Regions from separate parts of the Mus musculus genome. Here region 1 is linked to region 2. A link is a loop called in an ENCODE intact Hi-C map of the cell type or tissue named here. Cell type or tissue: left cerebral cortex. All regions are shown on one strand. Each heading gives the region's core, and the rest is flanking DNA. Links, peaks and the distances in the headings are about the cores only. Region 1 overlaps Shank2 (SH3 and multiple ankyrin repeat domains 2). Region 2 overlaps Shank2 (SH3 and multiple ankyrin repeat domains 2).

Evidence for each region. A loop is a pair of places that touch in the nucleus more often than their neighbours do. Peaks named below come from ENCODE experiments on the same cell type or tissue, not always from the same donor. Only the 100,000 strongest peaks of a DNase experiment are listed, where the experiment ranks them.
Region 1: it touches region 2 in a loop (5-fold over the local background); 2 of 42 quality-filtered maps call a loop at or near these places.

The regions. Positions count from the first base shown.
Region 1 is chr7:144,220,062-144,235,649 of GRCm38, forward strand. The region is part of intron 4 of Shank2 (SH3 and multiple ankyrin repeat domains 2); the gene reads left to right. Among named protein-coding and RNA genes, the nearest start is that of Shank2, 52 kb to the left of the region's middle. In left cerebral cortex, for the core only: no CTCF peak of the experiment used is centred there; DNase peaks (open chromatin) are centred at 8,836 and 9,528.
Region 2 is chr7:144,269,759-144,285,346 of GRCm38, forward strand. Shank2 (SH3 and multiple ankyrin repeat domains 2) reads left to right here. Exons shown (of 16, transcript NM_001113373.3): 6 at 15,297-15,379. Among named protein-coding and RNA genes, the nearest start is that of Shank2, 100 kb to the left of the region's middle. In left cerebral cortex, for the core only: no CTCF peak of the experiment used is centred there; a DNase peak (open chromatin) is centred at 9,117.

The DNA of each region.
Region 1 (15,588 bases), core at 4,855-12,854, 50 kb before region 2:
TCTATTTCTTCAGTGGGAAGTTTTAAAGGTCTGTCACTTTCAAATATTCAATCTGTACAGCTGCAATGATTGAATTTATCCAAACAGAGTTGCTTGTAGTATGTTCTGTCTTAATTTTTTTAAATTTAATTATTTTGTGTATTTGCAAGTCAGGGGCCGAGGACAGCTTGTAGGAGTTGGTTCCACCGCATGGGTCCCGGTATTGTACACAGGGTGTCCAGCTTGGTGGCAAGCATTGTTACACACTGCCCCATCTCACCAGCTGGTCTCTTTGTTCTTTATCTTTTCTGATTTGTACATTTTATTATTGTTGTGTTTATTAGTAGTAGTAGTATTAGTAGTAGTAATAGTAGTAGGAGTAGTATAGATGTACACTGTGACAGTCAAAGGGCAACTTTGTGGAAATATATTCTCTCCTCTACCGTTACCTGGTTCTGCAGTTGTACTCAGGCCTTCAGACTTTTATCATCAGACAACAAGGAGTTACTCCAAGGTTATGCCCAGCACGTCTGCCACCTCCTCATTTCATTCCAGGACAGCCTCTAGGCAGCACAATGAGAAAACTAGGCACGTAGACACTTACAATTTTCTCTTTGATCCTATGGTATGCGTCTCTCCCTGGTTCCACCAGCAGTTTCTAATGGAGCATCAGAGACCGTGAGGCATCTACACTGGCTGTGGAAAGGAGCAACACCTTGGCATTCACATGGCTGCCTGCTCTTGACCTACCCACTCTAGCCAAAGGGACATTGTTTTAGCTTCACTTCTGTGGTCATAATTAATTATCATAATTATTATTAACAACATTGGGGGGCTGGAGAGATGGCTCAGTGGTTAAGAGCACTGACTCCTATTCCAGAGGTCCTGAGTTCAATTCCCAGCAAACACATGGTGGCTCACAACCATCTGTAATGGAGATCTGATGCACTTTTCTGGTGTGTCTGAAGACAGCTACAGTGTACTCATATACATAAAATAAATCTTTTAAAAAACCAACATTGGGGAGGAAAGGGTGTTTTTACTTACAGGTCATGATTGTGGATAAGTCAGGCAGGAACTCAAGTAGCCTGTTGCATCATGTCCACAGTCAAAAGCAGAGAAAATAAAACCTTGCTTTCTTGGTTCTCTGAGCTAACCTTCTATACTCTTAGACAGTTCTGAAGGCTCCTCCTAAGGAATGATGCCATCCACAATGGGCTGTGTTAATTAACAGTCAAGACAATCCCCCATAGATATGCCTAAGGTTAATCTGTTCCAGTCTCCTCGATGGAGATTTCTTTCTCAGATGATTCAAGTTGTGTCAAGTTGACAGCTGACTAGCTCAGACCCCAGGTTCAGAGACTCTCACCCCTGGGAACTTGCTGTGCTTGTGGCCTTACCATTGTAGCATCTCATGGGGGAATGTATGTGGTATGAACATACTATATACAGCTATTCTGTCCCTCCTCTAAATGTGGCTGGGTCTGCTGATGGGGATCCTGGGAGCAACTTGAAGTTCTGGGGACCAAAAGAGCATCTCAAAGCTAGAAGTTGGGCACCAAGAGCTAGGGTCTTTCTCCTTTGTGTAAACCTCAGACAAACTCTCTTTTTCTAACCAAGAGATGGAGTGGCTGGGTAAGGTGACACCAAGCTACTTCTACTCAGGATCCTCATAATGGTCCTGCCTCATCTCCCTCCCATTCTACATCCACCTCCAATGGCTATTGGCATCTACTTCTCCAGGCATAGTGCTTTGGGGCTGCGTGTCTAAGGTCCACCTCAGGCTGGCAGGGTGTCGGGAAGAATGAGAGGTTGGCAGAGCAAATGCAATTATGGCAACCTTCTGGGAAGAGGCGCCCCATGGAGAGCCATGCATGGATGGGCACAGGGTGGGTTCCTTCTGGGCTCTGGGCTTATGCTCCAACTCTTGGGAAATGGCTGCTTGTTACCAGCTGTTCTAATTCAAGAAAGCCCTGGAAAGGATTTGGCACATGTCCTTGTGGCTTAGCCTGAGCCTATGGCCACAACTCCCAGGCTTTGAAGATGTCTTCCATGGAACCTAGTGTTCTCTGAGTTGACATGATTGTTGTTGTATTTCTTGGAGTTATTCACAGGGAATCAGCTGTGTGGGCAGCTAGTTAGGAGGATAAGCCAACCTGAAAGCATCCTGCAGCCATCTCTTCTCTTACTGTGACCTACTGCCCAGGAGCATGGAGAGGGGACTGGCTGCACTCTGTTGACCCTCAGCGAAAGTCAGGTACCAGACAAAGCAAAGAAAAGGATCACTTCACACCAAGGAGCCTCCTGCAGCCAGGAAACTATAGACAGAGGAAAATTGCAGCTGGACGGTGCTGAACCATCTCACATGTCACCGTGTGTCACTGGTCTGGTATCTGAAGTGGAATTTTATAAATTCAAACTGGTTTTCGTCATTGTGAATTCAGAGCTCTAAGTCAGGGGCTGTTACAGACTCTTCAGGAGAGCAAAGCAGGGGGTTCCAAGGTCAAAGCCCCCTCTACTGCTGACCTTGGGCTGTGTGTGACCTTGAGCTCATCCCCTAGCCTTCCTCTGCTCAGCTGTAAAACAGATGAAGGACATGGATCTGTGGACATTAGAATTCTGTAAAAGGCTCTTGGGAAGGTGATTTAAAATAGCATGCAAATGTGTTACTTGCTAGGGTTTCATGATATGGCTATAGAATAGTTGAGCTTCTGCATGGAGAAAGCCAGACTCAGGGCAGGTCCAGCTGTGGTCAGCTGTGGGTAGGGACCCTGCTCTAGAGCCTGGAAGATGCAACCAGGAGCCCATGTAGTGAAGGAGGTGAGTGCTCAGCTCAGAGTAGGGAGAACAGGAGGATGAAAGGTGGCAAGGTTAAGGCTGGGTCTCTGATGCTGTGGAAGAGAAAGGATTGGCCAGAGAAGGAGGCACCCTTGGGAGTACAGGGCAAGGGATACAGGAGGGTGGACTGTGGAGAGGCCCCCCAACTGGTGTAGGCATCTTTCCTGGACAGTGTGGTAGCCAGAAGTGTGGGCTCATGGATAGGGTGAGCCCTGAGTTTTCAAGTGCCTTCTGTCACTGATCTGTTCTCTAATCCTTGGATGACACAGTAGTCTCCAGGGACTGGTGAAGCAAATGACTGTGGATAAGGGGAAGGGCCCCGATGGCATAGATTTTGACCCCATATCCTGAGGGCCAGAGCTGTGAAAAGCCCACACCCCCTTGAGTGGTTCTTTCTGCCTCTTAGCTCCTGGAAGGTCCAAGTGGCTGCATTCCCCTGCCTCCAGCTTTGATGCTCATCTGACATTACTTTCTGTGTATGAGCCCCTCTTGCCCTCCTAGGAGGACACTTGCTATTGTCGTTAGTCAACCTGCTTAATCCTAAGTGACCTCACATCATGATACTTCACTTCCTCATGCCTGTTGAGAGACCTTTTCTCACACGTGATCCCGTGGGAAGCGTCTGAGGATGAAGATGGTACTACACATGAATATACTAACGGAGGCAAGAACCATGAAGGCATCCCTCAGCAGACCCTCATGTAACCCCATGAGGGCCCTGCAAAATGGAAGCACCATGTCAGAGCCCCAGGCTTCCAGAGCAGAGCACAGGAGGGAGGGTTCACAGGAGTCAGACTGCGTCCTGTGTTTCTACATGGGGACTCGGGGCGCCGCACTCTTGCATGTGTATGATGGGTTCCCACTGTGTTTATGGACAAGCCCTGCCCAGTTTGCCTCCTTGTCTACACATGGGTTTGGGGGACAGCAAGAGAGCCTTGAGACCTCAGACTGAAGATTCTGTTCATTCATGACAGGGTAACCCTGGGTTTAGTTTGCTCTTGACCCTTCTTCCTCTGTGGTCCTGCTGAAGCAACACAGGCATAAGGAAAGGGTGGGTGTGGGATGAGGGTCTAGGCTATAGTTGAGCAGCTTTCAATAGGCAGAGGACCGTGCAGGCATGTGGACTGGGGCTTGGCAAGGTTCCCTGGGTTCAGAGAGAGCAACTGGGGCTATTGCTACAGCTCAGTCCAGATAAAAGGAAGATGCTGTAGAGATGCATTCCTGAGCTAGCATGGCGTGGTGACAGGGAGTAGGGTAACTAGGCAGGGTGGGCCAGGATCTGTGATGATACCTGAAGGACAAGGGATGACACACTGCACCCTTGTGCCCATGTAATGGATACTTTCCTTGTCACTATGAACAAATACTTGACCTGCCAAGGAGTGACTCAAGGAAGGGAGAGTTATTCCAGCTCATGTTTGAAAGTATATAGACCACTGAGACAGGGAAGGCATGGTGGCCGTGCACAGCTCCGTGACAGTGGGAGCATGAGGCTGCTTGTTCACACCTCAGTGTTCACATCTCAGATCAGGAAGCAGAGGGGAGAATGCTCAGCTTTTTTTACTTTCTGCTTTTCATCTTCAGACTTTAAGACTAGATGGTGAAAAGCACAGGGAGGGAGGGAGGGGAAGAGGGAGGGGAGGACAGAGCCTGGAGTTTGACTGCCTCAGTTCTGAAGAGTGCATTGGAGCTCTCCAGGGGAAGGGAACGAGTTGTGTGCTACACAGAGTACTGCAGACTATCTGGTTTCCTGGCTACCAAAAGGATGTGGTACAGGGGCAGGCAGCAGCCTCCAGTGGAAGGCTGTAAGAACCTGTAGCTGCCCGGTGGACAGATGGCCACTGCTAGCACAATTTCCTATTGAGGTAGTTGCCATGCTCACACACTACAGACAAGAAAGTAGAGACTCAGCAAGGTGCAGCAGGGCAAGGAGGAACCCAGGACAATGTGCACTAACACAGTCCTCCTGAACTTTTGCGGTACCTACCCTCAAAGTCCACACACATCCTGAAGCCAAGGGAGGAATCCTCAAGATGGAGCCTCTTTGCTTTCTGCTCCTTGTTCTATCTTTGTCAGTGTGTCTCCTCAGGACAACCAAGTGGCTCTTATGATGGCCACTTACTGAGAATTCACAGGCAGTAGGGCCTAACACACACAAACACACACACACACACACACACACACACACACACACACACACACACGGTTCTCTTAGTCTCTGACCTCCCAAGAGTGCTGAGGTCACAATGATGGGTGAGACAGAGAAAACATTAGAAATCTGGCAAGGGACAAGCCAACAAACAACATTGCAGGGGGATTTAGAAAGCATCTGGACAAATGGTAACAGTGGGGAGGCATCTCCTGGAAAGGGAGGGGCTTAATGTTAAACAGATGGATGTACAATGAAGAGTTGGTGGGTAGATGTGTGGATACGTGGAAAGAGATGAATAGATGGATTAGATAAATAATTAAATGGATAGATGAATGAGATAGATGGAGGGATGAAAGAGAGGATGGATGTGTAACTAGGAACAGAGGGATAGATGGGTGTGTGGATGGATGGGATGGATAGATAGATAAATGGAACAAGTGGATAGATGGATGAGTGTGTGGAATGAATGGGATAGGTGAATGGATGGATGGATGGATGGATGGATGAGAGAAATGGCCTAGATGGATACATAGATGGACACATGGACTGAGAAGATGGGTGGGTGAATGGGATGGGACAGATGAAGTAGGTAACAGAACTTGAATGAGCCTAATGGTGGAGAGAGGCTTACAGTGCACTATGGAGGAATATCTAGGATGGATGGATGGATGGATGGATGGATGGATGGATGGATGGATTAAAGAATAAATAAATGAATGGATGTGGTTCCATTTTTTTATTTTTTATTTTTTTGTTTCTTCCCTTGGAGTGGAGTGGAGGTGCTGCTGCACACCCACCATGTGGGGAAGGATGAAGTAGAGCCAACTTCTGTGGTCTACTTCTTCCCTTGGGGTGTGGATACGTGCCTGGAGGGAAAGGATGAAGTAAAGTCCATAACAGGTAGTGGGTGGTGGGGGAACTCTTCTCCAACGATTTCAGTGTTACAGCTCTTTTAGGTGACATTCAATAAACAGCTCTCTCAGACGGTATTCACATACACTTTATTCAGGGTGAATCAAGGGATATATATATATATATATATATATATATATATATATATGAACCTTGGAAAGGGGCTCTTTTTAGGGTGAAGTTTTACTGGCTGAGGTTTAAGGTTTTGGGGATATCTCATTTGCATGGAGAAGCATTCTAGGAACTTAGACCTGTAATTTCACCAAGGATTACATGACATTTTTCAAGTTGAAGACTGGGAGTTAGACTCCCCAGACCAGGCAGAGAAGAGGAAGCCCTGCTAAGAAAAAGGAGTCCTTGATTTTGTGCCAACTTAGAAAAGCTGTCCAGACATGGTAGACTACAACCTTAGTAGCAAGGTGCAACAAATGGATGGATAGATAGATGAAGGAATGGACTAGAGAATAAATGAATGGATAGATGTGTGAGTGGGTAGATGGGTGGATGAGCGAGGAAGTGGGTGATGAGTAGATGGATAGATGTGTAGACAGATGAATGGATGCATGCATAAATGGATAGGTAGATGGATGAATGAATTGATGAAAGGATGGGTGCATGGATGGTGTATAGACATATGAGTGGATATGTGGCTGGCTGGCTGGATGAATGAATGGGTGGATGTATTCATGCATGGCTGGGTGGGTGGACTGGATGTGTGAATGGATAGATGCATGAGTAGGTGAGTGAATGGATGGATAAGTCTATAGAATATGAATAGATGGGTGGATGGATGGATAGTATATGGTTACAAGATGGATGTGTGGATGAATGAGTGGATTGATGAAAGATGGGCAGAGTGATGGCAAAGTGGGTAAGTGGGTTTGTGGATGGGTGGATTGGATGGATGGATGGGTAGATGGATGGATGGAGGGTGGGTGGGTAGATGCAGTGACAAGTAGATGGATGCATAGTAGATGGCTAGATAGATGGATGGGCATCTGGGTAGATGTTTGGATGGATGGATGGATGGATGGATGGATGGATGGATGGATGGATGGTAAATGGGCAGATGGGTGGATGGATGGAGGAGTGCATAGATAGATGGGTAGATGTTTTGCATGGGTACATAGATCTATGATCCATGGATGGGTGGATAGATGTATGAGTGGATAGATAATGGTAACTTTCATTCCTTCCCTTTCATGTCCCTCAAAATGGTCTCAGTTGCCATCTGTCTCCGTGATCCACAGGAGTGGATGAACTTGACTACATCTAAAGCTCCTTAAGGGGCAGCTTTCCCGGGTGCCATAGCATTCCCCATCTTTCTCTGGAGACCAGGCTGGCTTTAGATGCCAGAGCTCAATCTGGAAGGGTCCAGCCCAAGGCCCTGTTCCTTGGCACTCTGCCGCTGGGTATGCTGGCTGCAGTTTGCCCCCACCACCCTGCCGTAGGAGGATGCAGCTCCCAATTAAACTGTTTCAGTGACAAAGACCCAGGGTAATCGTGTGATTAAAAATAAACCAGGGCTGATGCTGCTCACTGGAGCCTAACAACTGAGGGTGGGGGCGAGGAGGAGGAGAGGGATGCTTCCATCCCTGCTCCTCTGACGCCATTGCCATAGGGGATGGGGCGGTCGCACTTTTGTTTACAGCAGAATGAAGGAGACATAGAAAGGAGCACTAGGTGGCAGGGACTTGAGGCAAAGTGGGAAATCCTTTCATGAAGTTAAAGTCCACTGTGGCACTGCAGAATGAGGGAGAATGAGCTGGGGTTCAGTGAGCAGCTACTGCATGAGTCCCTGGGACCTTTCTTTGGGTCATCATGGGAACCTGGTGCAAGGTATTTAGTGTTATTTACAGGAGTGTGGGCTGTGATTCAGAGGTGCCTGTGCTGTACCCTTCACTCAGCATGTATTGAGTACCAACAGTATGCCAGGCACCGTTCTAGATGCAGAAAACAGGGAGAGTCAGACACAAGTCCTGCCACCATGTGATTTCCCAGAATCTCCACCAGCAGAGGGTTGAGCTGCCACTCTATCCCTCTTACTGTTTCCCACCTAGTGCAGGTTTGCTACCTGAGCCCAGGGTCCCTTCCCTGAATGAGAGCTGCTCTGAAGTGACAAAGCATGGCTGTGCTTGGGACATTTGGCAAATCCTTGTTTTTCTGGTGTCCTTCACACACTGAGGTTGTGTCTGTCACCAACTTCCTCTAGCCTGGAAATGCTCAGCTCCCTGATGCTCAGGACTGGGTGGCTGAGTCCTACTGCACCACCCTTGTGGTCTGCCAGGTCACACAGTACCTTTATGTTAGTCTGAGGGACTTCAGTGACCTTTGGCATGCTCCTCTCAGGCCTTTAGCACTCTTGTCCTCACTGTAGAATCTTAGGGGCCCTTTAGGGTGATGAGCAAGGAACAGACTTCCAGCCCCCAACATCTGCATGACCCCGGACATGGCCGGAAGCCTTGAAACAGCATCGTGCACTTTTGTTATCACCCAGCTTCTCCCTCTGTCGAGGGTGTGGCTGGAGTCTTGCCTCCTGGAGGGACAGGTGCACCACCCCTGCAGAAGACTGGAGTCCAGAAGCAGCCATTCCCTGCAGCTCCATGGCTATGCTGAAACTGTAGGAGTTTCTGGTTTTGACTGACCCATGAATTAGAGCAGACACTAACTCTGAAGCTTCTGTGTGGAACTGCATGCTGCCCTTCCTGGAGGAGGCACCACGGTAGCACTCTGCCCTCCTTGCCCAGGGTCCTCACACAGCCAGTCATTTATGTATCAATTTGGCCCTGCTATATCCCTTCCTATGGCCCAGATGGGGCTTTGAACCTCTCTTGTGACCATAGGATGCGTCTTTGCCTTCTGTCTGGCAGTGCTGTCACCCAGAGGCTCATGCAGTGACTGTGCATCCTGTCACTGATCCAGAGCACTGAGAGCCTAGTCATCTCATGGGCTTCCCGCCTCCACAGCCACCATGTGCATTGCTGCTCACACTCGTGACCATGATCTGGATCAGATATGTGTACACATGAACCCGTGGAGATCAGCGTTCAACCTTGGGTTCCATCTTCAGGAATGTCATCCACCAAGGTGTCTCCCAGGCCTGGGGCTCACCTGTTAGGCTTGGCTGACTTGTAAGCCTCGGATTCTCTTGTCTCTGCTCCAGCACAACCCTGGACAATAAGCACATGCCACCACACCTGGCATTTTAATGTGGGTTCTGAGTATCAAACTTGGGTTCTTATGCTTAGAGGTCAAGCACATTACTGACTGAGCCATCTCCCCAGCCTCTAGCTGAGCACAGATGTGCCATGGCCTGCAGCCATCTCCAGGGCAACACAGACTGCCCAACCCCCTACCTCATTCTCTGTGATGCTCAAAATACACCCGCCACCAGTGCACAGCCACATCTCCATTCTTATTGAGTTCTTCCTTCCCCTTGGGCCTAGGGAGGGCCTCTGCACATCTCCAGGGCCCCAACTATAGGCCATCATTCCCCTAAGTCCTGGGTAGAGCATCCTCTGTGGGCAGGAGGGAGGTGACAGCCAGAGGAGGACCATGCCTGTGTCATTCCCAGTCCACCCACCTCAGCAAGGACATAGTAGAAGGCCTGCTCTGTGCCATGTGGGTGAAGCCCATCTGTGTCTCACCCCATGCTGGGCTGGGCAAGTAGCTCCAGACTGCCCCTCCTGTTCCCTGGGCAGGTGCTCCCCTCCACCCACATACTCTGGCTTCTCTTGTAACGTAAGGATTTGGGGTTTCTGACAACTGCTTGGAAGTATCAGATTCCAAGGCTGCCCCTTCTCATGTGGCAGACACAGCAGCAAAGACTCCACCCCTTGATCTCAGTGTCCTACCCTCCCATCCCCCCATTCCCATGTTCCATCCACCTGACCTCCACCCCTACCCCAACCAGCTAATCCAACTTTTACTAGCATATCTCCCTCTTCTTTCTGCCTGCTCCTGAACTGAGCCCTACCATGAGGTCCCCAGCCTGTGATGCAGCCTACTGTGCTGGGTCCAGCAAAGGCACTGAGTTACCTCCAGGGCTGGAGGTTTGGGGGAGCCACCCTCTCCCAAGGACTCACTCCACTTCAAGGTTTCTCTGAACACGTGCATGCACACACACACACACACACACACACACACACACACACACACAGACAGACACACTTACCTTTGTGGCAGCTGAGTCCTACACCTACCCAGTTCTTTCTCCTTACCTCTCTCCCACATGCTCCATGCCCTTCTGTTCCAACACTCTTAGATGGGCTCAGCCCCACTTCACCTGTCCAGCTTCTACTGTCTCCTAGGCTAGAGCTGCCCAGACCAGACCTCATCCTTACAGGGCAGAGAGCATGGCTGCTTCAGCCTTTGTAGCCGTATGCACTCACAGCTGCTTCCTCTGAGCAGAGGACACACCAGGGAATGGGGCTTTCTATACCAATAAAACTGTATTGATGATGGTAGAAAGGGACGAAACACCTCACACTAATTATTAGTATGTATTGCCACTGTTGTGACAATTCCATCTTTGGGCCTTTCTTCTCCACATGCTAAACTCCTACTCATCCTACAAGACCCCACTATGTTAGCCTGCATCTCAGGCTTCCAGCAAAGCTCCTATGCTCCCTGTTCCCAGAACTGGAGAGCCTCACATCTCCCATCACAGATGAACCCACTCAGTTGTGATGAACTTCTCTGTGTATCTGTCTACCCCCTCTTGCCCTCCTCCTAGCTTAGTCATCTCTCTTTTGGTGGTGTCTGACATGCAGACAGCTCTGGAGTCACTCATTCAGCAAAAACTGCCAGACAGTGTACCTAGAAACACAATAGGGAGCCAGATGACACCTAGGGGCACAGGTCAATGCTGGGAGCATGAAGCTGCTTCTGGGGAGGGGAGGGCCTATACATGGCACAGGCAAAGACCCAAAGGGAGTGAAAGGATCCAGGTGGATACGGGGATTAAGTATCCAGGCAGTAAGAACAGTGAGTCCAAAGGCTGGCAAGGGGACAGACAGCCTTATGGGGACAAGGGCTACATGAGACCCATTCGTGTTATGTCTGTGGGGACAGAGGTCACCATGTCAGGGAACATCACTGAAAAGGCACATGCATAGGGACAAAAAGGCATGACAGCAGAGGCCTTGGCGAGGGGGGGGGAGTGTTTGCTGAACGGATTCATACTGTCCCATTGTGTGTATAGCGCTTTGGGGGCCCATTCTACCCCAATCCAGGGATCCTTTGCGTTATCAAATGAAAGCTAGCATGAACCTATTCCTCCCAGGAGCCTCTGTGGACATCAGCTGTTCAGGTCTATCTTGGGTGGGCACCTGTTGGGACAAGGAGACCAAAATGTGGAGAACACTGATCAGCTGGGGCCTGTGGCCACACAGGAGCAGCAGGCTCAGAGCCGCTTTGCTGTTCTGAGATATAGTTCTAATAGCAGCAGGATTAGCCTGCTGACATGCACAGGGGAGTGGCACCCTGCACACCCAGTCACTGTCTTCACTACTGCTTAGTTTCACAACCTCTTGGCATTATCAGAAGGAGATCCATGCCATCTGTCCATCCTCTGCCCAGCCGTCTGGTTGTCACTCATCTGCTTCCTGTCTCCAAGGCTGTGTGTGTCTTGCAGGGGTCACAGTGAGTCCATCACTGTGCAGCCTTTATGCCTGGCTCCTTTTTCCAAATGATACATTTAAGGCTCACCTTTTGTTGCCTGTGACCCAATGGGTGTAATTAGGGATTCTCATCCCACCCAGAGAGTGCAGGGCTTCTTACCAACCTCCTCTACCCAGAGCCCCTTGTCCCTTGTCTCTGGAGACAGGTGCTCCTTCAGGAGCAACACATGTAGCCAGTGTGTGTAGTGAGAAGGACCAAGGACTGGTGTTTTGCAAATGCAGAGCAGGACCCCATCCTAGTGCTTCTGTCCTGAGAGGCCATGCCATGGCTGGATGGGCAGTGTGTTGTTCTTCTGGGGTCGTCACCACTCACTTTCCTGGTTAGGCATGAGTTCTGTCCGGAGTATTGCTGGGCTCTTGTCTGGGGTGGTTGGGGTCCTGCCATTGGCTGAAGATGCTTCTCAGTTTCCTGCTGATTGGCAGTGGCATTTACTATCCTGTGATCTGTAACAGATCAGAGCATGATTTGTCCCACTCAACCCAAATGAAGCTCCTGTAAGGGTCCTGCTTCTGATGGAGAGACAGGACCCTATCCTGTTTTCCATAAACAGATTCGAGAACTGGGCATTGGCTGGGCTCCGCTAAAGCCTGTTGTTTCCCAAAGCTCTGCTCTGTCTCCATGGAGATCATAAAACAGGGTAAGGGAGATGCAGGCCTGAACACCTGCCTGCCCCTGCCCTGCCCTGCCCTGCCCTGGCATAGGCTGCTTGGTTCATTATCCTTCATTTAAAGCATTTGTAGCATGGGGGCAGTAAACAGGAGAAAGACTTCTGCTGAGCCATGAATATGCATGGGAAATTCCAGCCTGCAACAGTCACAAAGCCCCTCTACTTCCTTGGCCTTAATGCACAGTGGTGTTCTTCAGTGCATGCATAATGCGTGCACATGGGACCTAGAATAGCACTCAGCCCCCAGACTCCAGGAAGGCGGAGTTTGTGTTACTACCTACCTAGCACAGGACCTTGGGAGGCCACCTGTCCTCAGTGGCAGCCTGGGCCGCTAACATATTTGCACATGGTCACTGGCCTTGCCTGTTCCCAACATGGGAGGCAGAGCAGGGAGAGGTGGCTTCTCACCTACAAAGGCACAGTGGTGGCTAAGGGTGGGAACTCCTGAAGAGTGTGTTACTTCTCTGGCTGTTGGGCACAAACAACTTAAGTGATTTTAACTCACAGTTCCAGGTACTGTCACCTGTGAGTGATGTCACACACCACAGGCAAGTATGGCCACTCAAGAATTGTCACTGAACCAAGGACTGTCCTGTGAGGAGAAGGGTCATCCTTGCTGTTCTGGGTGTTTGTGAGGAAGGACAGTTTCTGAGGCTCAAGGACCACTGTTCTCTCCAGCACCCTCCTTACTCCCTACATTTGGTGTGTCCTCCCTTGTGCACTGGTGAACCACAAGGACTGAGGGGGAGAAATAGGTCCAACCCTGCTGTTGTCATGACCACTTGCCACATCTCCAGCCACCACCACCCTAGAACCCCAAATTCCACATTGATGGACTCAGCCAATCAAGAGTGAAGAATATTCTTTTAACTGGGCTCAGTAGTACACACCTGTAGTCCTAGCACTCGGGAGACTGAGGCAGTAGGATTGTGCCAATACTATGCCATCTGTTTATTTCGGAGTCCTGGGTCCCTGCAGATATGGGGACAACTGTGTGTTAATTATCTTGCTTTAATGTCTTCTTCAGACAGTGGCCTCTGGTGGTGTGAGGCAGGTGTGGACAATGCTCACTGTCATAGTTGTTCCAAAATGAACTTAATGGCACTCTGGGCTTTGCAGTTTCTGTGTGACACAGGCTGATTCCCCCCCCCCCCCCCCGAGCTATCTCTCTGGCAAGCCCGGAATCTGTGTGGATTCCAACCCTGATCTCCCAGGTGAGTCGGTGAATCTGGCTGCCACACTCAGCATTTAGGAGTCCCCAAGTATTTCCAGCTGACTCATGGAAGCGTGACACACAGCCACTGCTGATAGGTTAAGGTTGCTGGCTCTGGGTGTCAGTGGCATTTATGAATATCATAGGGCAACATTTACTCATGCAGCTTCCGGAAACACAGCGAAGGAAATCACCCCAGCGAGTACTCGCTGCCTGACTTATCTTTGCCTGTTACAGTTGCCTAATCACATAACTATGTATGAGGAAACACATCCACACTAAGTCTCAGAGCGAGCTCTGCTGAACTAGGAGAGATGTGGTATCACTGTATTCCAGAAGAGGCTCATGTAACCTGGGTTAACCTTGAACGTGCTAGGTAACCAAAGCTGGTCTTGAACTCTTGAACTCTGGCCTCTGCTTTTACAGTGCTGGGATGACAGGCATGAGCCATCACACTTGGCTCTTAGCTTCGTCTTTGTATGAAGGATGGTGCATAGCCTTATAGCTGTTTCTATACTTCTGCATTGAAGTGTGTGTGTGTATGTGTGTGTGGTATATAGGTGTGTATGTTTGTGTGTTTTAAGGTGTGTGTAGGTGTATGTATGTGTGTGTAGGTGTGTAGGGGTATGGATGTATATGTAGGTGTGTAAGCGTGTGTATAGGTGTGTAGTTGTATGGGTATGTGTGTAGGTGTGTAGGTGTTGTATATGTGTATGTGTGTATGTAGGTGTATAGGTGTATGGATGTGTGTAGGTATGTGTGTGTATGTAGTTTGTAAGTGTGTATGTGATGTGTAGGTGTGTATGTGTGTGTAGGTGTGTGTAGGGTTGTATGTGTGTGGTATATAGGCATGTGTGTGTACATGTGTGTCTAGGGTTGTGTGTGTGTAGGTGTATGCACATGCACATAGAAGCCAAGTTCATACTCAAATGTTCCTCTGGTGCTGTCCGTGTTTCTGTTTCTTTCTTGAGACAGTGTCTCTCATTTGGCCTGGAACATTCCAAGTAGTATGGATTGTTTGCCCAGCCAGCACCAGGGAGCCCCCTGTTTCCACAGACCCAGCATGAGCCACCGTGCCTGGCTCTTTTTTATCTAGGGATCAAACTCCTATCCGTGTGCAAGCGCAGGGGCTTTATTGACTGAGCCTCCTATCAGTCCAGCAGTGACGTCTTGATATGCACTTGCCTTCTGGATTCTGAAACTTGGGAAATTCTCTCTTATCTCATCATCTCTCACATCCCCCTCTGCCTCATGATGTGGACACAAGCTTGCCACTTACCTCCTGGGTCCTCGTCTTTGCTGTTTAACTGGTTCCAGACCTGAGGGAAGCATCCATTCCTAATGCAGGCAGTGGCAGCACTGACTGCTTAGTCAGGGTGAGTTCTGCTGGGCACAAAGTGGCCTGGCTTTTATTGTCCACCAGGCCAAGAGGCCCCTGTATGCTGGATACCAGCCAGGGGTCATCCCCTGCTGGGTAGCCAGAGAAGCCACAGCGTACACACTGCCATCTAGCTGTTGGAACCCTACACCACACACCTTCACACTGTGCGTGCACTCCACAAGAGACAGAATGTGAACTGAGCTAGCAGGATACAAGGAAGGAAGAACCGGGTGAGCTAGGGCGCATCTTCACCATGGAAAGAGACCCAGGTGACTAGGGGTGCAGATGAGGAACAGGGGGACCCAGATGAGCTGAAGCCTTGGCTGGGTTGGCAAATATGTAAGGACAGTCCCCCTTCCCCCAGTGCTGGGAGAGGAAAACAATAAGTCTAAGACATTTCTCCAGAGAAGTTCTAAATCACACCCTCTCATCCATTCCTGACTGGGCATGTGTGTGTGTGTGTGTGTGTGTGTGTACAGGTTCATGTGGGGGTGCATATCATTGCATTTGTAAGAATCTGTGTGTATGCACATTGCCCGAGTGTGTGTACATGGGTGTGTCTACAAATACATTCATGTGAGTGTGTGTATCTTGGCATTTGCAAGAGTATGCATCTATTTATGCACTTTGTTTGAGAGAGGGGGAGGGAGGGAAATGGAGAGGGAGAGGAGAGAGAGGGAGAAGAAGAGGGAGAGGGAGAAGGAGGGAGAGGGAGAAGGAGAAGGAGCATCCATCCACACACTTCTTGGCACATGCTGTCCTAT
Region 2 (15,588 bases), core at 5,165-13,164:
GTGCAGCCCATCCAGGTGCCAGCCAGGGAGAGGGGGGCGAGGCTGCCAGGTCTGCAGGTGTTCTTAGGACTGAAGTGGGCACACAAACTCTCAGCAAATGTCTGTGTTAATCCTCACCTTTGGCAAGCTCCAGGTGTTCCATCCTCCTCTAGGGAATAGCAGCCTTTGGGGTCTGACTCTGGGACCCACCTGACTCACTGTTGCCTAGGCCAAGGACAGCAGCCAAGTGTTTGATCTGCATTTGCTTGTGTCTCGTCTACCGTGTATCAGTGCTGGCTCTTGCTTGTCTCCTTTCCTTATCACCTGGGGTAGGGCCTGGCAAATGTTCAACCTCAGAAAGTCGAGGAAGAAAGAGGATTAATGGATGAATGAATGATCAATGGGTGGATGGATAAAGGGTGGATTGGTGGCTAGATAAATGGCTATATGTTAGAGTGATGGATGAGTGATGGATGAGTGATGGATAGGTGAATAATGAATTTTGGATGTTAGATAGATAGGTTGATGATGAATCAATGAATGTTAGGTGGATGATGGGGGGTAGATGATTGCGTAGATGGATGGGTGAATGGGTATTAAATTGATCATAAAGGTAGACAGATGGACAGACAGACATAGACAGATGTTAGATGGATGTATGTCAGATAGATGAGGATAGATGGATGATGGATGAGAGGATGAATGGATACGTGGGTGGTAGATGGATGGATGGATGGATGGATGGATGGATGGACAGGTAGATGGGTGGATGGATGGGTGGATGGGTGGATGGATAGATGGATGGGTGGATGGATGGGTGGATGGATAGATGGATGGATGGATGGATGGATGGATGGATGGATGGGTGGATGGGTGGATGGGTGGATGGATGGGTGGATGGATGGATGGGTGGGTGGGTGGATGGATGGATGGATGGGTGGGTGGATGGATGGATGGATGGATGGATGGATGGATGGACAGGTAGATGGGTGGATGGATGGATGGATGGATGGATGGGTGGATGGATGGATGGATGGATGGATGGATGGATAGATGGATGGCTAGGTGGATTGATGGATAGATGGATGCACTGATTAGTGGTTAAGTGGGAAGGTAGATTGATGACTCCGGATGTGGAAAGATGCTCAGGTGGGGCATCATTCTGAGGCTTCTTTATAGGCAGAACTGTGCACACTGTTGGCTCTCAATAAATCCTATAAGGAGAGCAAGGGACAGTGTGGCCCCGAGTAGAAGACGAGGTACCCAGTGCCAAGCATCACACCACAGAAAGAGTTTATGCCATCAGAGGAAGTTCAGCTGACCCAGCCCCACACAGCTCTCCTGCTTCCATTCCCTCAAAGGCAACACCGGGCACCCTGATTCATTGCCAGAGTTAGAAAGCAGCACAACATGGTCAGGTCTGCAGGAGGGCTCAGCCATGAAAGCCTGCTGCTGTCTCTGAGATTTCCTCATGGTGAGTTTGGGCTAGGTGGCCAGCCTGTCCATGATCCTTGGCAGCCGCCAGCCAGTCAGCAGCACTTAGCTCTTCAGGACACATGCTGATTAAAACCTGACTCTGCTAACCAAGGTCAAGGCTGAGGCTGGCATGGTGGCCAGAAGCCTGGCATAGCAGATGGCACTCTTGTGCCTCAGGTTCCCTGGCCTGTTCCTGGCCCCACAGAACTGTAATGCTTGTAGAAGAGTAGGAGTCAGTGATAAACAAAAAGGCCAAAAGCCAGGGGAGGGCAGGGCTAGGAGGGACCTGGGACAGGGGAGAGGACAGTTGATAGGAAGGCTTGGAGCATGCCCCCTTGGAAGGGCTCAGGAGTGTGGCTCCCTCTGGCACTGGCAGATAGCATGGCTAGGACTGAAGTCAGTTGTCTGTCAGGGACTGGGAAAGGTTGTGGGCAGAAGTGACCTCAGGCTTTGGCTGCATCTTTCTACACCAGTTCCCACCCATCCGCTGCAGAACTTGGGGGCTTGCTCATCTCTCCTTAGTGCCAGGGTAGAGGCAGATGCACAGGCCCTTCATTCCTTGGATGAAGATGAGGAGGTATGGGATAGAAAGGTCACAGGAATGACAGGGACAGGCTGGGACCTCAGAGCACTGGGAGGCTAGGTGGGGCATTCATGCATCCTGCTTAGTCCTCTGTCTCCACCCCTCTGTGGTGACTGGTGGACATAGGGCCCCCTTCCCATCAGTGTGGCTTGTGCTGTCCTGGTATGAGGAGAGTGATACGCAGGGCAAGCTTCCCTCAGCAAAGCCTTAAATATTGTTGGTTTGTGGTTCTGAGGGCATTTCCCCCTTTTCAAGTGCAGTGAGTGGCTAGGTTAATGCAGTAATGACAGCCCTAGAGGAGGGGTCACATGTGTGAAAAGAGAACAGCCAGCAGAGAGCCTTAGCCACCCTTCTCATCCATCAACCCACTCAATCGTCCTCTGTCCATCCACCCATCTATCCATTCATCCACCCATCCAAAAATTCATTTACTAGAAAAGAGAGGTGACTCAAAAGAGCACTTGCTGTTCTTGCAGAGGATCCAGGTTCAATCCCTGCCCCACTCTCATCAGGTGGCTCTCAGTGCCTAGACCTTATTTCCAGGGGATCTGACCCCTCTTATGGTCTCCAGAAGCACTTGCATATACATGGTACACATCCAGAGAAGCAGGCAAACACACAAACATACAAATACTAAGACTTTGTAATGCATGTACTAGGTACATAGCTCTATACCACATGACTGGGCACATATGGTCAGCTGAGTGGCCTTCAAAGATGTCCATTTCAAAATTCTGTCAACTTTTAAGTCAAAGGAGGACTTGGCAGATTTGGCTATTACATTTGACTTGTACATTAAGGCTATTGCAATAAAGGATCATCTTGGGGTACCCAGGAAATGTATAGATGCCATTTCATGTCTCCTCCTAAGAGGACAGAGCTAGAGGAGACCCTGTGACCACAGAGGCAGGAAGTAGGGAGATGCAGCTGTGGCCCTAGTAATATCTAGAGCCACAAGAAGCTGGGGAAGGGCAATGGACCCTCACCTAGAACTGACTCTCAGGCTTGAGTTTTGTCATCACAGACTTCTGCTGATTGGAGTTACCATTGTTTGTCACAGCAGCTGCAGGAGCCTCATACTGTCTGTGTGGTTTAACAGCCTTAACAAGGTACATGTCCCACAAACAATGACCTTCCTTAGACAGAGGCCACTCAGGAAGCTAGGCTCATTGTCACCTTGTAGGGCCACATGTCTGGTCTCCAAGTCATGACCATAAGTGACATCAGAAGTCAGGAGCGATGTGGAATTTTACTTGAGTGCGTAAATGTCTGAGAAGCAGGTAGCTAACCAGAGTTGGTGCCCAACAAGCCCTCAGATTGCTGGGTGATAGCAAGGACTAATACTGGCTATGCACTGGACACAGAGGAGGAAGCTGGCAACTGGCAGGACAGGCTGAGTCTTGGAGGTTTCTCAGGGCATGATATGTGCCCTGAGATGTGGCTGAGCAACCATTGGTTGGAGTTCTGCATGACAGGATGGAAGCAGCATACAACTAGCAGCAGTCAGACCCAGGCCCAGGCCCCACCTTGCTTTCCCTGTCCACATTATGGCTTAGGTCTCATATGTCTATCATTCTTTCCTGACATTAGCTTCCTGAAGATGTCATCACTCTGGTTGGCCTTGTCCTCAACCATCTATATGCAAGCCATTATATCAGCCTAGCTGGAATGCCCCAGAAACCTGGACCACTCTGAGAACTCGCAAAACTCCAGAGCAACTAAGCCAAGGAAAAGTGTGTGTCCTTAGCTCACTGCCTCTTGAACTAAGCCCATGCAAGAGCAGGCACTGTGGCCAGATGTTCCCTGGAGAGCTAAGCACAACATAGGACTTTGCTCTACCTCCTTGTTTCCAGCCAGTGTCCTCTAGGAAGCATTTGGCAGAGACTGCGACCTTGGTGGCAGGCCTGAAGAGGCCAGAACCAGTATTTGTCCCATAGGTCAATTGCAACTCTCCAATCTCTTGGCTTTTTCTTCATGGTTACAGAGTTGCAGCTAGCACTCTGGTTATATCTCCACAGTGCATCCTTTGCAGGGATGTTGAGGAAGGCCATGCTTCTCCAGCATACTGAGTCGTTGAATAATTCCCAGAGGCTCTGGTAGATTTCTACTCTACTCTCGTTGGCTAAAGCCATGTTCTATGGCACAGCTGTCCCTGGTGTGACTGGGAACTGCAGGGGAGACTGGGAAGCAAGAATGTAGGTTTTCTAGAGTCTGTTGTGGGAAATAAACCAGGGGGTGGAACAGAGACTGCTGGAATCTGGATGTGAGGGGAAATGAGATGAGGTTTGGCTTCATCACTAAGGGCACAGCAAAAGAGCCTCCTAGATATGATGACTATTTCAAATGGGCTTTGAGGGATGAATAGGAGTTGAGCAGCTAGAGTTAGCAATCAGGGAAAGTACTCTGGGCTGGGAATATAGCTTGATGGTAGAGGACTGGCTTTGCACCCCTGGGTGCATCTGTCATGCTTGATGTCTGCTATGTACTTGTTTCTATGTGGGAACCCCATCCTTCTTTTCATTGAACACCCCATGAAGTGGAACTGCTGCCTTCTTTGGAGATTTTCTGTTTGGCTTGGGGTGTAATCTACTGGCAGGCTGTCGGAGTATTGTAGGTGCTATCTGGCAGCTCAGCCACTTCCCAGAGCTGCTGGAGCCTCCTCTGCCTCCAAGGAGACTCCCATCCCTGTCATCCTGGGGTAGGAGCTGTGAGCAGTCAGGGCCCCCTAACTGGGCAGCATCATAGGTCACAGAACTGTCTCCTGCCCCCTGCCCCTGGGCAGCTGGTCTCCTTCTCTGGATTTGTTCTCTTGTGCAAAGTTCTCCACCTCTCCGTACATGCCTTTGTTTCCCTCATCTATACATGAGTCAGTACCTTAGAAAGCTGAGGCAGGAGGATTATAGTAAGTGCATGGCCAGCCTGAGCTATATAGTGAGTTCCAGGCCAGATTGGGCCACATGATAAGATCCTGTCTCAAATAAAACCAAAAGCGGAAGGCGTCTCAGGGAAACAGAAGGTTCAGTCAGTTACGCTGAGAGCACTCACAGCCCGTGTACACAGTCATTATGATAATTGACATATTAATTACCACTTGATAATTATTGCTCAGGGAGGCTGAGTCCAGGCAGACCTCAACTGTGAGCCAAGTTAGGGGGCGAGAGGGCGCGCTTCGCTTTGTGCAAAGGGTTCTCCGTCTCGGCCTCCAAACCTTTCTAGGGCAGGTCACGGGTGACCTGGTTTTTCCACAGCACTCTGTGGTATATTAAGCCAGGCACACCTGTACCGGGCAGTGTCACAGCTACTGAGGAAAATTAATTCTTTTCTTAGCTTCTGCTATAGGCAGTGATGAACCACATAGGCATGTTATTTGTGTCCATTCTAAGTCCTGTAAGGTTACTGAAGACATGTCCTGAGAGAACCCAGCCTGAGGCCCACTTCATATCTGTCAATAAAGTTTTATTGGAGCAGAGCAGAGCCCAAGCTTTCTCAGGTTGGCAGGGCTGCTAGTGTCACACCTAACAAGCAAGGCTCCCTCAGAGCCTGGACTGTTGATTCTAGGTCTTTATAGGAAAACTTGTCAGCTGCTGGCCTGGAATATGGAAATTTTAAAGCACTCCCTCTGCCTGGGTGTGGAGGTGGCTCTGGAGAGGTGGAGGTGAGGAGTTCAAAGCCAGCCTCCCCATACAGTAAATTTGAGGCCACCCTAGGCTATATTAGGCCCTGTGTTTAAAGAGAAAAAAATCCTAAATAGTCAGGAGTGTGTCTCAGTGGGTAAATGCTTGCCCGACGTGCAGGAAGCTCTAGGCCAATCCCCAGTGCCTCAAAATACATGTGTGAAGGTGCATGTCTATGATCTTATCACTATGGAAGTGAAGGTAGGAGGGTCAGGAGTTCAAGGCTTTCCTTGGCTACATAGTGAGTTTGAAGCCAATGTCAGTTGAATGGGACCCTGTTTGTAAAAAAAGAGAGAAAGAGGCCTCTAGGACTTGTAACTTCTTCTGTAAGCAGCACTGTGGTGACAGTTTCCTCTCTCTGAGCATCAACACCTGTTGGAGAGGCAAAATAGTCGCACGCTACAGGAATTCCATCCACAGTGTACCACAAATGCTTCCTGTTGCCCCATCAGATGGCACTGTGACTGTGGAGTTCTTTTCAAAGTTCAGTGTTGAGACATACCCATACTCAGTATAGCGTAGCTGTGCAGGCCTGTGGTCTACGCCAGGCAGCCTACGTGTGCCAGAGGCATCCCTGTCCCCACTCAGGCAAACACACACTACCATGTTCACACATCAGAGCACCCTTATGGAGGAGTACCTGGTGACCTTATCCTGTGGTGCTCCCAAGCAGCAGCAGGCAGGTATGGGGTCAGCTGTGACCTGGTCTTGTAGTTTGGGCCTCAGCCTGGGCTTCTGATGGTATCCAGGGCAGGAAAGCCCAGTGAAGCCTCCTCACCAGAATCTGAGGTCCCAACAGACATTCACACTTTTTTTTAATTGGCACTTGTTTTATTTATTTGTGAATAGGAGTCTCTGCTCCATGACATTCTTGAGGTCAGAGGACAACTTGCAGGAGTCCATTCTCTCCTTTCACATGTGTGTTTTAGGGATCATACTCAAATTGTCAGGCTCAGTGGCAGGTGCCTTTACCTGTTGAACCATCTCACTAATTTTAATAGTTTAAAGCTAGGATGTCTTCCCCATCCCACAGACGACCAGAGTGGGCTAGCCACATTAAAAGAGCCAATGCCTGTTTCTCAGCCTGTTGGGCTAGCTTTGAGACAAACAGATGGGCCAGGCCTAGCCTGTCATTCTAATTAGCAGTTAGAAGGAAAGGCACAAACAGCCCCTGCCTATGCCTGTAGCAAAATGCCAGGCAGCTGGATTGCCCTGTGATATTCTAGAGAATATTCCACACCGAATGGAGGCTGGGATTCCAGAGCAGCCCAAGCACACAAGTCACCAGGCCACAGAATCAGGAGCCAAGGGGAACAGGATTTTCAGTGGAACCCAGGTTGAACTCCTGTAGGAGTGGCCTAGGAAGGAGATACTCCTGATTCTAAAAATAAGTCTCATGTCCCAGCAGAACAAAGCCAGAGGGTTACCCATGCCTCATGGGCTACACAAGGATGTCACCCAGGAACTGGGAACCAGTAACTGCTGAGATCCTAGAGGCCAGTGGATGGCCATGTGTGTGTGTGTGTGTGTGTGGGAGTATTCTCCCCATAACTAGCTACCCAGCCCTGCCAGAGCTGGTACCCACCAAACACACAAGTCACTGAGGGACCTACACAGTGACAACAACATGGCTCCTGAAGACCATGGCAGCTTTGTGCAGAGAACATGGGCTGTGCAAAGACACTATAGTTCATGAAGGGTATCTATGCCCAGAAGAGGAGACAGCAGTCAGGCTGGAGCATGGGGAGTTGGGAGAGGCATTACAAAGGGTCTTAGCTATAGTGAGGAGTATAGATTTTATTCCCAAAATGATGAGACTCTGCAGAAGGAATATTTTAAATGGGAGAAACAGTCTGACTTAAGGGATTTTTAAAATATATGTTTATGTGTATATGCATGCATACATATACAATATATATGTACAATGAAGAGAAAAGTAAGGGGAGACCCAGCATCCGGTCTTGGAGGATTCTGAGTCCTGAGAACATGTCAGTTTTTTCTCTGTCTTGGTCTCCAGAACCATGTTAGTTCCAGAGTCAGGGTGGAAGGCCTTCATGACAGTTCCTAGAGAATGGTGCCCAAATGTTTTCTGTTTTCCTTGGTACTTAGACCCTTTTCTTCTGTTGTTTTCTTGAATCAGCTTCTCCCAGAGCGCTATGAGCCGCCATGCTGGGCTAAGCAATTCCCCTTCTAGCCAAGGAGGGAGGCCTCAGGCAGGATGCTTAGGCTTCTGCAAGCTCCAGGAGAGAGGCTGCTGCCCCTCCCTCATGGGCCCCTGACCTTCATCTGCCTGCTCCGTGGGAACATCTTGTGTCTAACAGAGAGCTATGTCCTGTTGCTTGCTGCAGGCAGATCACCCAAGCCTGTCTTGCTAATGCCCACACGAGGGTGGGGTACACATGGCAGTATCTACATTTGGGCATTGCATTCCCAGAATGCAACAGGCTCTGAAGCACAGGGCTTTCTCCTAAGCTCATAGGTTTCCAGCCCTGCTATGTGCCTGGTCCCTCTCAAATGATCTTTTCCTCACCAGCCTGAGTATGTCAAGGTTTTGGCCAAGACCAACATGGCAAGCAAGCAAGATGACTCTCTTAAGGACCCTGTGTGAGTTCAGGATACAGGGACCCAGACCCTACTCTGTGCATGGTTTTCCTCATTTTAGTTGGGAACAGTGATCATAGCTTGTCACCTAGGCAAGGTACTTCTGGGGCCATTGTCTTGAGTATGCTTTGGCAGGTAGCACCGGATGGTGCTCAGGCAATACTCGTGGGTGACTTATTGCAAGGTAATGAGGTGATTTAATTCGAATCAAGTTCTCTGCTCATGATTGTTTCCATCGGGAAGAAGTTGTATTGCTTATCACGTTAGCAACGAGGAGGGGAAATGGCCGTAATAAACGCAGGCAAGGCTTTTGCATAATTGCCCATCTGAGAAATCACTTCTGTATCTAAGGAGGGGGTGTGCAGTTTCCACAGATAAGGGTGACACAGTGACACCTCCATTCATCCCAAGAAAGAGTGGCTTCCAGGAGCCAGGAGGAGTGCAGTCCATGACTGTGTCTATCCCTTCCCGCAGGTGACACAATTCTGTCTCCCAGTAACATCCTTGCTTGACTATCGCTGAAAGGTGGCACCCAGCGTGAGACTTATTAGCCCAGAAGCAAGAGAGCCTTATGAATGCTCCAATCAGGAAGCAGGATGTTAGAAGATGTTATCATGCGTGGTTAAAGCCAAGAGGACCCCCACTTTGGTGGCAAGTGACAAATAATGAGGGACCCCTCCTGTCTACCAGCAGGTTTCCAAGCCTTCCCGTGAACCAGGCTATTCTGCCTTTGCCCACCCATAGATAGGTCCTCTCTGCCAACCTACAGCCAGCTTACCCTCCATGAGCTGGGCTGACTGCCCACACCAGCAGCAAGAGGGCCTGGCTGGCATCTCTGCCGGCTGAGCTGGAACACCTGTTAAGACTTGGCCTGTGCCCCAGCACCTCTCTACCCACCCCCTCCATGGAGGAGCTGACAGCATCCTGCATGGCCCCATCCTTTCTGATTGGCAGAGTCCAGAAATGTCTAGGGCATCCACTGTCGCTGCTGCTCCCTGGAGACACGTCTTTCTAATAGTGCTCTAGCTCCTGTGTGGACAGGCCACCAAGATACAGTCACAAGAACAGTGGGGTTGCCGATTTCAGCCTTCTGCTCCCAGCACTGGAAATGCTTTGCAGAGATAATCTTGGGTTTCCGCCGCCTCTGGACAGGGAGCAGGTACCACCTCCCCACCACCAGTGGATTTTCCCAGTGTGCCCATGGCCCTTACTCAGCATACCTTTTGGCCCATTGGAGTTGTCTAAAAATTTTCCCTTGAACCCATTCATTTGAGTCACTGTGGCCACTGCCTGGCTGCGCCCTCACACACTTAGCAATGAATAGCACTGGAGGATTCTCCCGAGGTGAGAAAAATCCAACTTACAAGTGATTTTTCACACCTGAAGGAATGATGTTTACAGATACCAGATTTAACAAGAAATGGAGTTGACCCCAGGTGAGATTCCAGAGACACTTAATCAAATGGCAGGCTGGCTTCTGTGTTGCTGCTTAAGCCCTGAGGACTTGAGAGGCGCTGAATTTATTATTTCCCAGCTTGCAAATAGGCTTGAGAGTTAAAGCCAAAACCTGGGGGGGTCCCCCCTTGTCTTCAAGACTGTGGATAACACCCTGTCACCTCTTGATGGTGGCCAACACACCTGCCTGGTCTCAGCTGATCAAAGTCCATCCTCAGTAGGGTCTATGACATCCCTTTCTGTAGGCCTAGCTATACAGGGGTTCCCTGTTGTCTGGGTCTGTGCAACAGCCAGCTATTATATGGAATCAGCCTGGCTTTAGTATCTACCTTGTAGAATGTAGTGACTTCTTGTAGAATGAACCCCAATCCAGAGAGCCATAGATTATGTGTCCTCAGTCACACCCACAGGCCACTCCCACCACCCAAGACATCAGTCATAGCCTCCAGGGAGCAAGACTAGGCTACTTGTGCTGACACCAAGGAGAGTTGTGCAAGGAAGAGGAGCTGACTTTCATGGTAGGACTATGTAGGAATTCCAGCCACTTGTGTGTCAACCCTGCTGGGTCCCAGACTGAATAAAGAGAAAGTGAACCGAGCACCAGCGTTCACCTCTCTCTGCCTTCTGGCTATGAGTGCGATGTGAGTGACCTTGTGTTCCTGCCACCGTGCTTTCCCCAGCATGATGGACTGTGCCCTTAAGCTGTGAGCCAAGGGAACCCTTCCTCCCTTAAGTTGCTTCTGTCAGGTGTTTTGTCACAGCAACAGGAAAAGTGCTACACCGGGTGTGATGGCTCACATATGTAATTCCAGCAACTTAGGAGCCTGAAAGCAGAAGCTGGGAGGGGGGGATCACCAAGAGTTCAAGGCCAGCCTAGGCTACACAGTGAAACCTTATCTTCAAAAAGTAAAACATAAGCAAATGCCACTGTGGCTTGGCACCAGAAGGCAAGTCACAGGGGTAAGGTCCTAGGACCCACTCTGTGGCAGACTTCAAGTCCCCACAATACTCCACATGTACTTGATCAGTTAACGCAAGATAGATTGGGGGATGGGAACAAACATGGCTGCCTTCTGCATGTAGTTCCCAGAAGTCAACGTGCTTCCTGTAGAAACAGCTCTTCCATCTTCCATGGCAATCACAGATACGAAGTATGGGACTTGTACTTCTCTGACTTGTACTGTGCATGACGTACACAGCTGTACTTAGCATATCTGTATCCCTCTCCTCCACACACACACACATCTGCTGCAGGTAGATATTGTCATAGGAGGGTCCATTTGAGGTATGCTGGGAACTCTTCTTCCCTGTGCAGGAAACACATCTGAGGAACATGTGCTGGCTTGTATTTGTGTACAGTCAATGAACACTGGGAGGTTTTTTTTAGAACAGGGAATATTGGGGGTTTTGCTTCCAGGATACCCACACTGAATGCTTTATGTGCACGGTCAGTTATGGGTAAGGCAACAGGTCTCCAGAAGAAGCCTGAATGGGCTCGCCCAGCAGCAGTGTGCGGACTATGGGAGCTTCAGATGTGTCCCAGTGAAATGTAAACAATGGCCTTCGGGTCGAATCAGGGTATATCTGCTGGGAAGCCAGGCAGAGGCTACCAGGGACTTAGGCAGCGTTAGGTCTACTTATGGTGAAGTGCCAGGGCAGCCAGTAAGGCTGAACTGGTCTCACCCAGGGTCAGGTCAACAAGAGGAAAAGGCTACTGAGAGAGAGTCCAAGAGAGACCTCCCCTCTGCAGTCATCTGCAGCATCTCCAACCCACCTCCCCTCTGCCATGTATTGCACCCCTGCCTCAGGTTCTGCCAGCCCCTGGGCATTCAGGGTGATCTGTAACAACAACTCACTGTCTCTCAGGAGATCAAGCCCCTTGAGGAGAAGGGGGCATTTGCTTCTGGGTAAAGCACAAGAGTGTGCACAGAAGCTTGAGGGCCGTGTTTCTGGCACTGGGTCTGCCCACAGTGATATGTCTTATCAGTGGAAACTCAGTTTCCACGCCTAAGTCTTTACCCACTCACTTCAGACTGGTGAATGTCTGAATTTGGGGTTTAGGCCCAAGGCTTGTTGGTGGTTAAGGGTGGCGGGCACATGGTGGGGCTTGGCCCCTGAAAAACATCATAGAGAAGAACTAGAAAACATCTTCTAGGAATGGGAGGGGTTTGGGGAGAGGAGGCCTGTCTACACACACAGGGCTGTCACAGCAGAAAGCTGTTAGGAAGGTCTTGGAAGATCAGAATCTGGGAGAAGCCTCGGGCACGGGGCTGTGGAAGAGGTGAGTAATACAGTCATTGCCTCTAATAGTAGCTCTTTAACTGAAAATAATTCCTGTGTGTTAGAGTTGACTGCCCACTAGGGGTTGTCCTGAGAGTATAGGGTCCTTCTGTTCCCCCCTTCCATGCCTCACCCCATGATCATGCCTGCAGTTGTGATTCTCAGTGTATAGGGCAAGATCTGAGGCTTAAGAGGTTAGGGTGACCTTGGGCTCAGCATCACACTTCACTTTGAACCCCTGCTCAGTGACACCCCTGTCCCTTACAAGCAGTCAGAAGGAGGCAGCCAGTGTCCAGTTAGCATAGCTGGCCTGAGGAGGTTCCTGTGACTGGTTTGAGGAAGTGTCTGGTTCATCAGTCAGGTTCTGCTGACTGATGGAATACATTCCAGAAGGCCTCTGTGGCTTCTTCCCTGAGCTGAGGCCAAAGTGGGAGCTGTTGCTCACCTGTGTCCAGAGGATCATGCAGACATTAGACTCTCATGTTGGGGCACCATCCCTCAGCCACTAAAGCACACAGAGAGAATGGGGTGCTGGGCTGGGCTGGGCTGGGCTGGGCTGGGCTGGGCTGGGCTGGACTGAGCACCAAGGTCTCAGAGAAACCCTTGTGGCTAAGAAGGGACATAAAGAAGCCACAGGATTTCTACTGTTTAACCACTGAGGGAGCACTGGGGCTGAGACAGGTAGCTTCCTATGTGAAAGTTGGAGGAGAAAGGAAAAGGGTGTCCAATAAGGGACCTGAGTCTATATTCCAGATACCTAGGGTGGGCACGAAAGTTCAAAGATTGAAGGGTCTGGCATAAACTTGCTTCACCCAGTGTCTTGTAAAGTGCCCGAATCCACAGCAACAAGTCCCTCCCTACCCTAGCTCTCCTTCGAACCATTAATGTGATGGAGGTCCTGGCTGCTAGCCAGAGCCTCTCCAGTTACTGACCACACTTGAAAGGGGTTCCCTGGAGCCTTGTCACTAAACCACACTATCATGGGTATAATGGCATCCAACCACAGCAGCCCCAAGTGACTGTGAGCTGTCCTTACAGCCTGTCAATATGGGACGCAGCGGACCAAAGGGTCTGTCACTTCCTACAGGCCAGCCCAATGACTCACCCATAGGCTCTCATCACCCCTGTGGGATCTGCTGGCACAGGGGGCTTTGAGAACTGAGTAGAAAGGGTCTCACATAGCAGGATCCAGGAGGCTGGCAGGATATGTCAGTAGACAGAGCAAGGTTTTAGGTGAGCTTCTCAGCCACCTTCTCAGACTTCTGTGACTAGTCATCCTACCTAGACCACTGTGTTTGCAGATTATGTCACTGCCCAGCCTCTGTTACCTCCCCCCATAGCAAATTCCCAGAACACAGATTCTCCCTGGGACATTATTAGGATAACCCGGTGATGGGTAACTGTTGAGTGACTTCTGTGAACTCGACACTATCAGTCTTGCTTGCCCATTGGGAACCTTGAAAAGCCACCACTCTGTCCTCACCTGTTTCCAGGTGTGTCTAACCAGCAGACCACTGGCCACATGCACCCCAAGGCAGCTTTGAATAGGGCCAACCCAAAATTTTATACTTACTCAAACATTGTAAGATTGTTTTGCCATATTTTTTTTTTCTTGTAACTTCATTGTGTGAACTTTGTAATTGAGAATGTCAACATAATGTCACAGTGACAAAAGGTTGGCCAGGCCTGCTAGACTGGTTAGAAGGGGCTTTCCTGCTCCTACAGCTCCAGGGTGCCCTGTTCTAGTTGACTGCTATCTGCAGGCCAGACCCTACCTAAGTCCCATGCCTCCTGTAGACCCAAAGCCCTAGAGAACTGACTGGCACCACTCTGGGACTCAGAGCCGTCACTGTTCTTCACTCCCAACCCATGTTCTATCCACAGCCCTCTTCTTCAGTGTCTGGGGCTCAGCTACTCCTGTTGTGATTTCTGCCCACCATGTCCTGTGTCCTCCTACTGGGACTCTACAGAAGAAAGCCCTCTCCCTCCTTCTCCAGCCCTCAACCCCCAGACTTCCTGCCTTCTGACTTACTTCCGGGGGGCGGGGGCAATGGCTGAATCTGGGATACAGACAGCACTGTCTCCTGCCCCAGAGCAGCCACCAAAAAACGGCCGACAAGGGCCAGAGTTGGTGGCTCTCAATTTATTAGGCAGCATCTTTTCATCCTGTGTCCCCTGTGCGCACCTCTAGGTGGACAGTCAGAGTTCTGTTAATGTTGGTGACAGGCAGCTTTGGCCGGAACAGCAAAGTTGGGGCTTTTTAGTCTGTTTCCTTTAAAAATGGAAATGCTATACAAAGAGGTGAGCCCGGTGGTTCTTGGTCTTCCTTGCAGTGGGGATGCTGCTGCCCTCGCTGTCCTCAGCAAGGCATCTTCCTCAGGAGGGAGCCGCTGCCCTCCTTGGCTCTGGTAGGACTGAAATGGCCTGAGCCCCTCACTCCCTCACCCCTCAGCGTTGGCCTCCATGGCGGGGAGAGACACAGAGCTGGCGGCTCCCCCTCCCGCCGGCCACCAGCCCAGCCTGCGGCTCCTCTGCTCTGCGCGGGATGACGCCCAGGCAGCCGCGCCGGTCGCACTGTGGGCTCATCAGATGACTGTGGGGGCTCCTGCTGCACACTACATTCCCTAGGACGGGGGAGAGGGAGGGAGGGGGCGCTGGCTGCAAAGCACAGGTCTCTGCATCCCCAGTGCCTGCTGCTGGCTCGTGCACAGAACAAACGGAGAGAACCCGATCTCCTCTTTAAGCCCCTTCAAGAAATAGCAAAGCAGCTGTCTTGGTTATTCCTCCGGCTGATTTCTTCTGCTTCCCTGGAAGATGCGTCTGGCCGAGACAGGCCTGGGGACCTCCTTCACCACGCTGCTGCCTCTGCCGCCGCCGCCACCACCCGGGCCACTTACTTTCTTTGCTCTGGGCGGCGGTGTCCTGGCCGGCCCCCGGGTCCCTTGAGCTGGGCCCCCTGCTCCCCCAGCGGCCTGGGCAGCCCCTCCAGCATCCATGACTCCTTCCCCTGGCTGGCTCCCGCGCCCGCCGCCCCCCTCCACATCCCACTGTGCCCCGCTCGCCCATCCTGCTACCCCCCCACCCCCAGCTCCTCCTGCACCGAGCTGCTGCCCAGGCTCCTCCATGCTGCCTGGATCTGAGCTGGGTGATTAATTGGCTGTGATGATGAGCGTCCCCGGCGGTGGAGCAGCCACCGTGATGATGACCGGTTACAATAATGGTCGCTATCCCCGGAATTCTCTCTACAGTGACTGCATTATTGAGGACAAGACGGTGGTCCTGCAAAAGAAGGACAACGAGGGCTTTGGATTTGTGCTCCGAGGGGCAAAAGGTGAGTGTTCTGGGATCCCTTTCCACAGTGTGTGTGTGTGTGTGTATGTGTGTGTGTTGTACACAGGCTTGTATGAAGAACCTTCCCCAGCTTGGAAATAAGCATGAAACAAGCATTTTCCTGGGGGCACTTGGTTGCTAGACAACGATGCTCTTTAACATTCTGCCTTCCTCAGAAAACATCTAGGCTTCCTGCAGGCATGTTTTTAA